2 separate regions of the Homo sapiens genome follow, and region 1 is linked to region 2. Evidence: read pairs that join two places in POLR2A ChIA-PET (ENCODE). Cell type or tissue: A673. All regions are shown on one strand. Links, peaks and the distances in the headings refer to the core of each region. The heading gives the core; the rest is flanking DNA.

Evidence for each region. ChIA-PET counts read pairs that join two places held together with the same protein. Peaks named below come from ENCODE experiments on the same cell type or tissue, not always from the same donor. Only the 100,000 strongest peaks of a DNase experiment are listed, where the experiment ranks them.
Region 1: POLR2A ChIA-PET joins it to region 2 with 11 read pairs; 2 of 35 experiments call an interaction of 5 or more read pairs at or near these places.

The regions. Positions count from the first base shown.
Region 1 is chr5:125,400,595-125,405,985 of GRCh38, forward strand. No RefSeq gene overlaps it. Among named protein-coding and RNA genes, the nearest start is that of LINC02240, 90 kb to the right of the region's middle. In A673, for the core only: no CTCF peak of the experiment used is centred there; no DNase peak of the experiment used is centred there.
Region 2 is chr5:125,196,617-125,202,007 of GRCh38, forward strand. The region is part of intron 4 of LOC101927421 (a long non-coding RNA gene); the gene reads left to right. Among named protein-coding and RNA genes, the nearest start is that of LINC02240, 290 kb to the right of the region's middle. In A673, for the core only: no CTCF peak of the experiment used is centred there; a DNase peak (open chromatin) is centred at 2,145; H3K4me3 peaks cover 468 bases.

The sequences.
Region 1 (5,391 bases), core at 142-5,141, 200 kb after region 2:
ATGAAGCAAAGCTGATTAATAAAGTTACTGATTGATTTTGATGTTGTTAGGAAAATTTATCCAGAACTTTTAAAATTTATAATATATGGTACTAGCTAGAAAAAATATAGTTAGAATTATGTATTTCAAAAAAACAAGAATGAAATAAAATGTGACCAAACAATAATTAGGAAAGGAAAAGCTAAAGAAGCAAAATGATAAGAAACAGAAAACGGAATAAGAGAAAAATAAGGGAAGCTAGTAGAAATAAGAATGCATTTTAGAAATAATATAAATGCATTAAAATTCCTTATTTAGGTTATTGAGAAATAAAAATTAAAATCTGGTAATGTAAGCACTGAATTTGTTGGTTTCAGATTGTAACTCTTAGCATTCCAAAATTAAGTTTTAATGAAGATTTAAACATATTTATGCAACATTTGAATGCTTTAAAAAGTGCTCAACAGTAGTCATTTTCATTATCCCAATCAATTTGCTTAAGAAAAAAAAAAAAGCCAGGTGTGGTAGCTCATGCCTATAATCCCAGTACTTTGGGAGGCTGAGGCAGGAGGATTTCTTGAGGCCAGGAGTTTGAGACCAGCATGGGCCAAAAGCAAGACCCCATCTGTACAAAAAGTAAATTTGCCAGGTGCGGTGGTACACACCTGTAGTCTTAGCTGCTTGGGAGGCTGAGATGGGAGGATCACTTGAGTCCCGGAGTTCAAGGCTGCAGTGAACTATGATCATGCTACTGCACTCCAGCCTGAGTGACAGAGTGAGAAGTCATGTCCAAAAAAAAAAAAAAAAAAAAAAAGACCAAAAAACATGTGTACAAATACACATACATAAATTTATATCCTGGAAAATCTCTGAAGATGGAACATTTTCTCTATGATTATCTTTCATACTATTTAATTGAATGTGGCTGATTAACCAGAATAATGCTTTCAGAGAAATTGAGAAGTAAAGAGGAAAAAAGTGCTTTGTCTTGGTTAAGAATGAAATTATGTTCCTCAAACACCTCTTACTCTGGCAAAAACAAAACACAAGCAAAATTCACATATGCATAAGAAAAGGAATCTCACTCTTCTGGGAAAACAAAACAAAAAGAAATATACACAATTGTTTTTTTCTCAACAGTTTTCCCATGTCTCCTTATATTTACAGTCACTACATAAGGTCCTGACATAATCATTAGTAGCGTCCCCGTTCACTCTCAAAACTGCCCTGGTTAGGTTGATAAATTCCTACAATTCATGTGCCAGCCATACAATGATTTATTACCCCATATGCAATATGTGGCAATATAACCACAGAGATTTTAGCCAGAGAACTTTACTCTTATTCATAATAGTGCGCTATAGAATCCTGGAGGATACAGAGAGGAAAATGGTAGGTACACAAAATGAGTCATTCATTGACCTATAATCTAAATCTATTACTGTCATTACGTTTCTGTTTTAGTTTAGTCATCTATAAAAGAGAGATAATACATAATTTTAGTAACTTCCTAATGTTCCACTAAAAGTTGGGTAATATAGAAAAGAGACCATTTTGAGTATTATGTAGTGCTTTAAGCATGTTAAGTACATTATAATTGTCTGATAAGCATTTTTTATGCAGCTGTAAGGTACCATTATGTTCCCTGACCATCCAAACATTATTTAGAGCATTTGGAGTATTTAGCATTGTCTTTTTTCTCTTTGATAACCCTGTATATAGATTCATCAAGATAATAATGTCTTGAGGCAATAATGTAATCTACCATTTACATAAGGTAATATTATCTTTAGAACTAATTTTTGAGCTTAATTTTTATAAAAGGAGAAATCACGTGACATTATTTCATTCCTATGATTTCCTTACAACATCTTTCTTCAGATATAACCTGCAAAAAAGTCAGTCAGACCATTTTACTCTCTTTAAAGTCTGTCTGTTTCTCCCAACATAGATATAGCCTACAAAGAGCTCAAAGTTTAGTTGCCAACAAAAGACATCATGAGAAATTTCTCTGTTTTCCTAGAAATGAATTATTTATGCTATTCAATAAGTTCTTACAATGATGAAATATACTCCATCTTTATTAATGACTTTTAAATTAGAAATATGCAATAAAAGTCACAGTGAGGATCAGATTTTAATTTCAATTTCCCTACTATGCCTAATCTTCAAAGTCTTAAATTTTTACAGTCTAACTTTCCACCTACCCACATAACATGGCTCTATAAACTTAATGAACAGCCTGTTTTAACATGAGTTTTAAATTGTTTACATTTTAAACCCAGAATATTAGCATCTGAAGTGAGAGTTGATTTCACCGGACTCTGTCTTTGGTAAGGCCATTTCTTCTCTTATTTGAAGAGTATAGTTCTTTCAGTTTCGTCTCATCCTGAATACTTTCGGAAGAAAGTAAACAGGGCATAAATATGCAGAGATAAGTCATGTTTACCTTGTTCTTACCCTGCACAGATCACTGGTTTTACTAGTTACAAAAAACTACTTGTATTATATGAATAGGGATACTACTTTTTCAACATAATTTTTGAGACTGCTATACAACAGGGCACTTTAAAGAATACCGTTGTGTGCAATGATAGCTATTGGCATTGATAAGACTCTCCAGAAAGTCTGAAATAACCATCTTAATTGTTGATGTATAAAGAGAAAGAGAAGAATCTTTCCATGTGGCATCAGCTCAAAGGAGCACAGAGCCAGATGGAAATATTTCTATCATAAGATAGGCATTTCACCATTTAGGAAGGCTGAAGAAAAGGCAACAAATCAGCCACCAACAGCAAGACAATTTTTCAAAAGTAGTTAGTCCTCAAGAATAACAATATTGAGCAAATTGTCTACAAAACTCGAGCTCTTCTCTGGTAACTCTATGGCTGAGAACAATATCTATGAACTGTCTCTGGTGCACTAGAGACTTCTTTAAAGTATGGCAACCTTAACAATAAAGGGTGTTATTGCATCATTATTGCTGCAGTGCAGCTAATGAGAGGAAGGTAAATGTTGCTCCTGAAAGTGTTAATTCTGCATCTCTCCTTGCACCTGATTAACACCAAGAAGGCCTTAGGCAAAAGGGAAAGTAGGACTCTTGGGATTAAGTAATCTCATCTCTGACTCCAAGTAAACCCAAAGATTACCTGTCAACCAGATAGAAGAAAGTAGCAGTTAGGATTTGCAATCTGATATTTAAGCCCTTCTGTGGGGAAATAGATGTAAAGGTAGAAGAAAAGGAATTTGCTTCAGTTAAGCTTCATATTTCTAGAGGGCTGCTAAATCAAATTCACAACCTCTAAGACATCTAACAAGTATTCGCTTTTGCATTTAGTAAAATTCACACTTGGACTAAGAAAAAATAACATAAATTTTGAATTAAACAATATCTGCAAAAAAAAAAAGTGAAGACTTACAACCAGATAAATAGAATGTAGCCTCAGGGGATTTAAATAATAATGGCTTATAGATAGTTAGAATCTCAATTTATGGTAAATTTATTACTTGTTTATAAAGGCAAGAAATGACAGCTTATCTTCAGCTTTGAAAAGGGCTATCATGCAGAAAAGAGAGCCAACCTGTTTTACACGGCTCCAGAAGGCACCATTAAAATCCTTGAGTTGAGGTTTCAGCGAACTGATGATTTTGGCTCTATACTGAATATGAATTTACTGTTTCCCACGAAGAAAAGAGCCTCCTGTCATGAAAAGTAGTCCAACTACCCATTGACCATCTGTAAGGGATGCTGTGTAAAGAATTCTTTCATTTGGTAAGATTCTGAATTAAATCGGTACTTTTAACTTTTTGGCAACAGAAATTTTGAAAAATTGATATCTTTCTCAGATGAAAAAGATGAAATGATTCCTTGGCGAGTAAGAATTTTCACTGTTTGGGAAGAATATATTTCCACTTCAGCACCTACTGGGGCCCTTATGCTTCACTCAGAGCAGAGTGTAAGCTTACTCTCTGATTGAAAATAATGGTCTCAAAGTACTAGAGAAGATTATTTAGTTGAAAACAAACAAAAAACCCAAAAACCTTAGACTTACTGAAAATTTCCTTCATAAACTTATAGATTCATTCTTCAAAGCAAAAAAGCTGTCAACTTCAGGTTATTATGAAACTAAGTGAGCATTTTGAACTGATGATTATGTCACAAACTGGATTCCCGGATGTAGAGATTTTCTGAACAAAGGCTTGGTCTTCGTGGCAGTCAGCTCCAAGGCTGTCCCCAGTGATTTTCACCATCTGATATTTATGCCCTAGCTTGGTCTTCACCATTGAATCAAAGCTTATCAAGTAGAATACTATGGGTGAGTTCCTGTGTTTTTTTCTGAGGCTAGGTCATAAAAGGAGCCACAGCTTCCAACTTGGCCTGTTGGATCATTTGCTCTGGGGAAAACCAGTGCCATGCCATGAGGCCACTTACGCAGCTGTGTGGAGAAGTGCACCAGCAAGGAGCTGAGGCCTCCCACAAACAGCCTTGTGTCTGCGTGTCCTTGGAAGCAGATCCTCTAGTGTGGCCTAACCTTCAAAAAGATTACACTCAGCCAAAATTTGACCAAAACTTCATGAGACCCCCAGCCAAAATAGCCCAGCTAAGCTGCTCTGAAATTCCTGACCCACAGAAACTGTGAGATAATAAGTAATTATTATTTTAAGACACTATGTTTTGTGATGATTTGTTATGCAGAAATAAAAACCCAAACACTAATATATGAGTTTCACTTGGAAATTTTCTTCTAGACACATTCACCACGTTCATGATGATTGAGGAGAGATGGCCTCAAAGATTTATAAGCTCCATGACAGCATGAGGTTACATTTGTTTTTTCACCCTTATATTCACAGTAGCTACCATAGTTCTTAGGAAAAGTTTATGTAGATTCAATAAAATTTTGTTGGATAGATGAACAAATAAACAAGATGTATATTTTGAAGAATTTAAAATGAATGAGGTCAAATTGAGTCATTTATTAGTTGTTTTATTATAAATATCAAATTTCCATTTGTAAAAAACAAATACTTTTTTGAGGAAAGAGGTAGAGAATTTTCCTAAATTATTAATTGTTTCTATAAAATATAAATAACATTTGTATTATAGTCAAGGAAGGCCTTTTTAACAGGATGTGATTTAAACCCAAAGCTGTATATCAACATATGCTTTTCCCTCTGCCTGAAATGAACATTGCTTCCTTTCTCCAGGCTAAATTCCCTTATCCTTCAAGACTTAGTGTGGTTGTAACATCCATCTGCAGACTTTCCTGATTCCTTTTGACTGTATTTTGTATCATACTGCATTTGAAAGAATGGCATACTCAACTTTCTTTTTCAAAATAGCTTTATTATTTTTATAAAAATAATATATGCTTACTTAAGAAGAGTGAAATAATATGTTATATGACAATG
Region 2 (5,391 bases), core at 254-5,253:
ATGCTGAACTGAACTGTTGCTTATGTCATTAAAAACTCAACTAGGCAGAAAGCTAGGAATGGAGCAGTTGACAAAGATAAAGCCGAGAGCTCTGTGGCTTATCCTTAATTAGGTGTTGGCATTGGTTCTTGTCAAACAAGGGGAAAGAGAGTGTGCTGTAGCACACGGACGCACACAGACAGCCCTAGTCACAGTTGGAGAGAACACAAAGTGCATTCAAGCTGGCATTGAAAGGGATTTAGATAAGTACTCGAGGTAACAAAAATCGAAAAAGGAGGATGATAGCAATGGAAGCTTTAGATGAATTGCAACTGAGTGCACCTTTATTACAGCTTATCAGTCTCCAGACAGCTACAAACCAACCTTCCTAGTGCATTTCTCTTCGTGCTCTCCTGGATTAAAGGTCAAAGTAACTCAGATTTATATGTTCTGTCGCGCGGTCTCAGTCTCTCCCGTTGCTCACGTATATGGAGCCCATATCCCAGGGATTTGGTATCCCTGGCATGAAACTTTGCTCCTTGAATGAAGCAAAAGCCTTTCCTCATTGAAAAGGGTCCATTTTTCTAAAATAACTATCTCATAGGAAGAGGTTGCAAATAATGCAATATTAAAAGATCTCAAAGATGCTACTGGCATAAATACACACATGGCAACGTGCCAGCTCTAATCGTTCTTGTCCATAATTATGGTTATATTTTGCATCGATCTGACATATTCAAAAGCTAATATTCTGGTTTATTAGAACAGAGTCTATATGTATTCTCAACATACACAAAAGCTGTGTGTTTTCATAATATGTATAAGCACTTCAGACGGTAAGCTGTGCACATTGCAGCTAGCAGATGGTAGCTCTTATCACAGATAAAAGCACATATATATGTTTCTGTAACTACACCCTCAGAGAGAACGGATAAGAGAAGAATTCTCTCCACATCACAGCTTACATTACCCATCTACTTAGGCAGCAAACAGCATATGTTTTACTGCTGTGGAAAGGCAGTACTTGAGAGGAAAATATGATTAAAATAAACTTAGAGATAACCTGATGAATAAATACAAAAAACCCCTCTGTGTTAATTGAAAGTTAGGGTGTGTGTGTGCATGTGTGTGTGTGAAGGAAAGGATGTCTTAGTACATTCAGGAAGTAAGAAAATAAAGAGTACATCTTTCAGTGTTGCCGGGTAGAATGCAGGATTCCCAATTAAGTCAACTTTCAAATGAAAAATGAATAATATTTTAGTATAAGTATATTCCAAATTGTGCATGCTCCATATTCCATGCAATATTTGAGACATTCTTATACTAAAATATCATGAGTTGTTTATCTGAAATTCAAATTGGAGCCCCCTAGTCCCCCACACATCATAATTTATTTATTTATTTTGCTAAATCTGACAACCATAGTTTTCAGCTGCTGTTATTAATGGTTTTAATCAGTGTTCCCAGTGTTCCAGGTGAAAGGACAGCTATCAACAGGCAAATCTATTTTGGAAGATATGATTTCAAATATTTGTATGCTTTTTCTGTTCATACAAATCCAGCAAGGATTTTGAACATTTATCTGAATGATGCAGTCAATAATAAAGCTAGTATGGATAACTTAGGAAATAGATCTCCCCGCCCCACATCCCCAGTTTTAGATTCTGGTTTGGAACTATTTGGATAATTATTTCACTTCGGCTATACAAGCTTATCTTTTTTCCCCCATTTATGAATTTGATCTATTATTTTAGACTAAGATCTATTTGCAGTCATAAAATAGGAGACAGGCTTTAAACACTCTACAAGTACACATTTGTATTCTTATGGTGAGATAGGCATTCAACTGGAAGGTTAAATGGAGTTCAGATAATTTCTTTTTTTATTCTTTGCTCTGGCTTTTGTCTCATGTCTTTCAGCAAAAGTGAATAAAGATGTCTCCATTTTACACCAAAAGATTCAATTACTTTTCAAATGCTGGGTCAACATCTGCAGATGAACAATCTTAACCAACGTATTTTGATTCTACACAAACTTATGTGACACTTTTGTTTTCTCTCCAAGAGCAGAGAATAGATTCAAGCCTGCTATTCTGAGCTGGAGCTTCCACTGCCACTAGCACTGAACTTTTGGCAGGCAGCCAACCAATCTCTGTAGCCCAGTGAAACTGATTCCATCTGCTCCAGCAGTGCAATATATTCCACTTCAGGTCAAAAGCGGGGAGCCAGCAGTATTAACATTACACTAATCTGTAAAGACATTTTCACTGGGCTAGATAGGCTAATGTTACACAGGCTTTCAAAGCTTCAAGGGTAAGGAGCAACAGTAATTGTCAGGGGAAGATACAGTAGGCAGTGGATTCTTGCTGAGAATATTCCAAGATAGTCTAGATGAATGGTTCTAAAGAATGAAGAAAGAAAGAAAGAAATACCTTTTAAAAGAGACAAGTCATTTGCTATCTTGTTAAGCAGGTATTTCAAACACAGCTTTGGATCATATGTTTAGCAATTATAAACTCTATTGTCCTTTTTTTTTTCTCATTTACTCCTGTATCCCCAAAACTTCTTAAGCACACACGTTTACACACACACAACCTCAAAGCCTATTAAATAATTGATGAGAAGTACAATCTCTATTTAATCTCTATTTAAAAAACCTAGCTGGAAATAAATTGCTTAGTATAACCTTGGTGTTATAAAATGAGAACTATTTCCAAGCTCTTAACAGATTTGTTAAATAAAAGTGAGCATGTGGCTAACCCCTCCTCCATCTTCTCCTCCCCCTCTACTTCATCCCAGCTACCCCTCCCTGCTTTTCTGTGGTTTGTAGAAAATATGCATAGTTTGGGGATACACAGCTCTATAATCAATTGCTCTTTAAACATAAGATACCAAGGACTTTATTATAGGCCCTTAATGGAAAATACACTGAAGGAGAATACTCTGAAAGCAGATTAATGTATACGATGGAAATTTAATACCAGTAGCAGAAAGGGTCTTTTTCATTTCCCTAGTTCTTTGGTTGGGGGGAGAAAGGTAGTTTAAGATTCATGCCTTCAGGCACATCAGAAGGCATTAACAACTACATTTCAGGAAATTGTAATGTATAAAAATTCAATTTAGCCTGCTTGATTTTCTTTTAGTAGAAGAGGAAAAATGTTTGGCTGGAAATAAACCGTATGAAAATTCCCACAATTAGGAAGTATACAGCTATGTTTTTGCTATAATTTGATGTTATGCACAGTTGACGTGAAAAATTACTTTTGTGCTAGAATGATAGATTTCCCTCTAGATGGAAATATGCTATCTCTGTAATTTAAAAAGTAACAAAACCCACACATAATTTCAGTTTTCTTTCCTTACAGAGTAAGTGAAAATCTAGGGTTATACAAAGTTTTCACTTATCTTCCTCTTTTTTAAACTTAAATATGAAAGCTGTTTGGAAATTTGTAAAACTATTGGGCTTTTCAATCTCAGAAAATAATGAAGTAAATTTGGCAAGCATTTTTATTGTACATATTTAACACTTACTCCCTCCATTTATTCCTTGTCATAAAAATTTGGCTATAAAAGGAACTAAACTTACATAGAATTGAAGACCTCCCCTTCTTTTTTTTTTTTTTTTTTTTTTTTTTTACAGTTCTCCATCTAAATGGAAAATTCACACAGGGTACAGGCTAATGAATATGCATGAGTCTTCATGCATTGATATACATATGATTTCTCGTCTATAAAGAACGGTTTGGAAGACTTGTTATCTGACCAGAAAAGCCTGTAGTAAGTTGAGATAAAGGATGCTGACTCCAATCCCCTCAGCCTTTGCAACTGCTTTATATTCTAATCACTGCGCTAAGCATCTGTCCCCGGCAGGCAGCTTGTTCAATCTAGCAGATAACGAATGCAGCCCAATGGTGGCTGTGCTGGCCCTTCCCCACGCACGCGAGGAGCTAGTGTTCCATTCCTCTGATTACACAGGCAGCGGGAAAGCACTCTCAGAGCTGTAATTGCCTCCGTTTTGAAACATCTTCACCTGTTAGCCAAAGCTAAGTTGAATCACAGCAGAAATTATTAACAGTGGCTGTTTTCAAGCCAGCTTAATTTGAGCTGATGCTGCTGTTCACTTAACCCAGATGAATAGGTGTGCAGGACGAGAGTCTAAGCAGAGATGACACCCCAATGAATATTCGCTCGCAGCCCTGCTGCGGGGAGCTGGCTTGCACAACAACAGACGATTGTTAAAAAGCTAAGGGGGACTGGGGCGTTGGACGGGACTGGCTCCTCTTCAGGCACCTCTGTGCTCGTGAGAACTTCCTGACTGATGGCTGCTTTTAACAGCTAAATCATTTTTTCAATTAGTTTCCACAAATGTTGGCAAACACAGACTGTTTTTGGGGTTGTGCACAATGGTGTGAGAAACACTACCCTGCTTCCAGAGTGGCCAGAAACACTCTTTTTCAGAGAGCTGAACAGGCATTAAAATTTAATGGTCTGCTTTCATTTTCTCCGCAGTGTGCTTCAAGATGATTATAAATTACAGCATTCTGCTTACTTTTGACGGAATAAGTCATGTATCAGCATTTGATTTAGAAGCTATGTGTGCTTGACATATGAAACACATCTTGCAGATGTGATTTATCACAGAGCTCTTTTTTTTTGTTTCAGGACAAAATAGCTGAACAGGAGGCTCACCATTGTGACAGTGACCGCCATCCCCACAGTGGGGGTATGGCTGTGGCTTCCGAAGATTGAATCTTAGGAGTCTGAAAAATCTGAATTTATCTCTATTTTTCAAGTTGAGGAATTCTTTTGTTTTTCAAAGCTCAACATGATTCCTAAAGATCTCACTCTTTAAAAAAAAAAAAAACAAAACTGCTGGGAAAAGATGGGCAAGGCATTACTAAATATGGGAATTTTCTCCCAAAGTTAGATGGGGTGTCACAGAGCAAGACATCCCCCTGTAATGCCAGGGCAATTTGGGAAGCTGCTGGCTTATAGGGCCTCTGATGCAATATGACTGGCTCAGGAGGCAGGTTGAGAGCAGATGGGGGATTTGTCATTTGGATGGGTATGAGACTAGAGGGATGGTCTATAAAGGCAAAGCCTGATTCTGCTGTCAGCTAGTATATTTCTTTGCCTCTGAATCTATATCTGCTGGTGAACTGAGCTGCAACATGGCCAATCCATTCATTTCAGCATCTCTTTAGCAACAGCTCTGATGACTGTCGCCAAAATAGTTGTGTGAGGACCCACACTGATCATGAAATGATTTAACCAAACAATCAGCTGGGCCATGCTTTATTTACCAAGTCTGACTAATAACTATAACAAAGCTGCAGAAATCCTAAATATTATTTCAGAATCACATTTCCCGTAGAAGGTGTAACTTGGAAGTATATTCCCCTTCTTTGTCTCC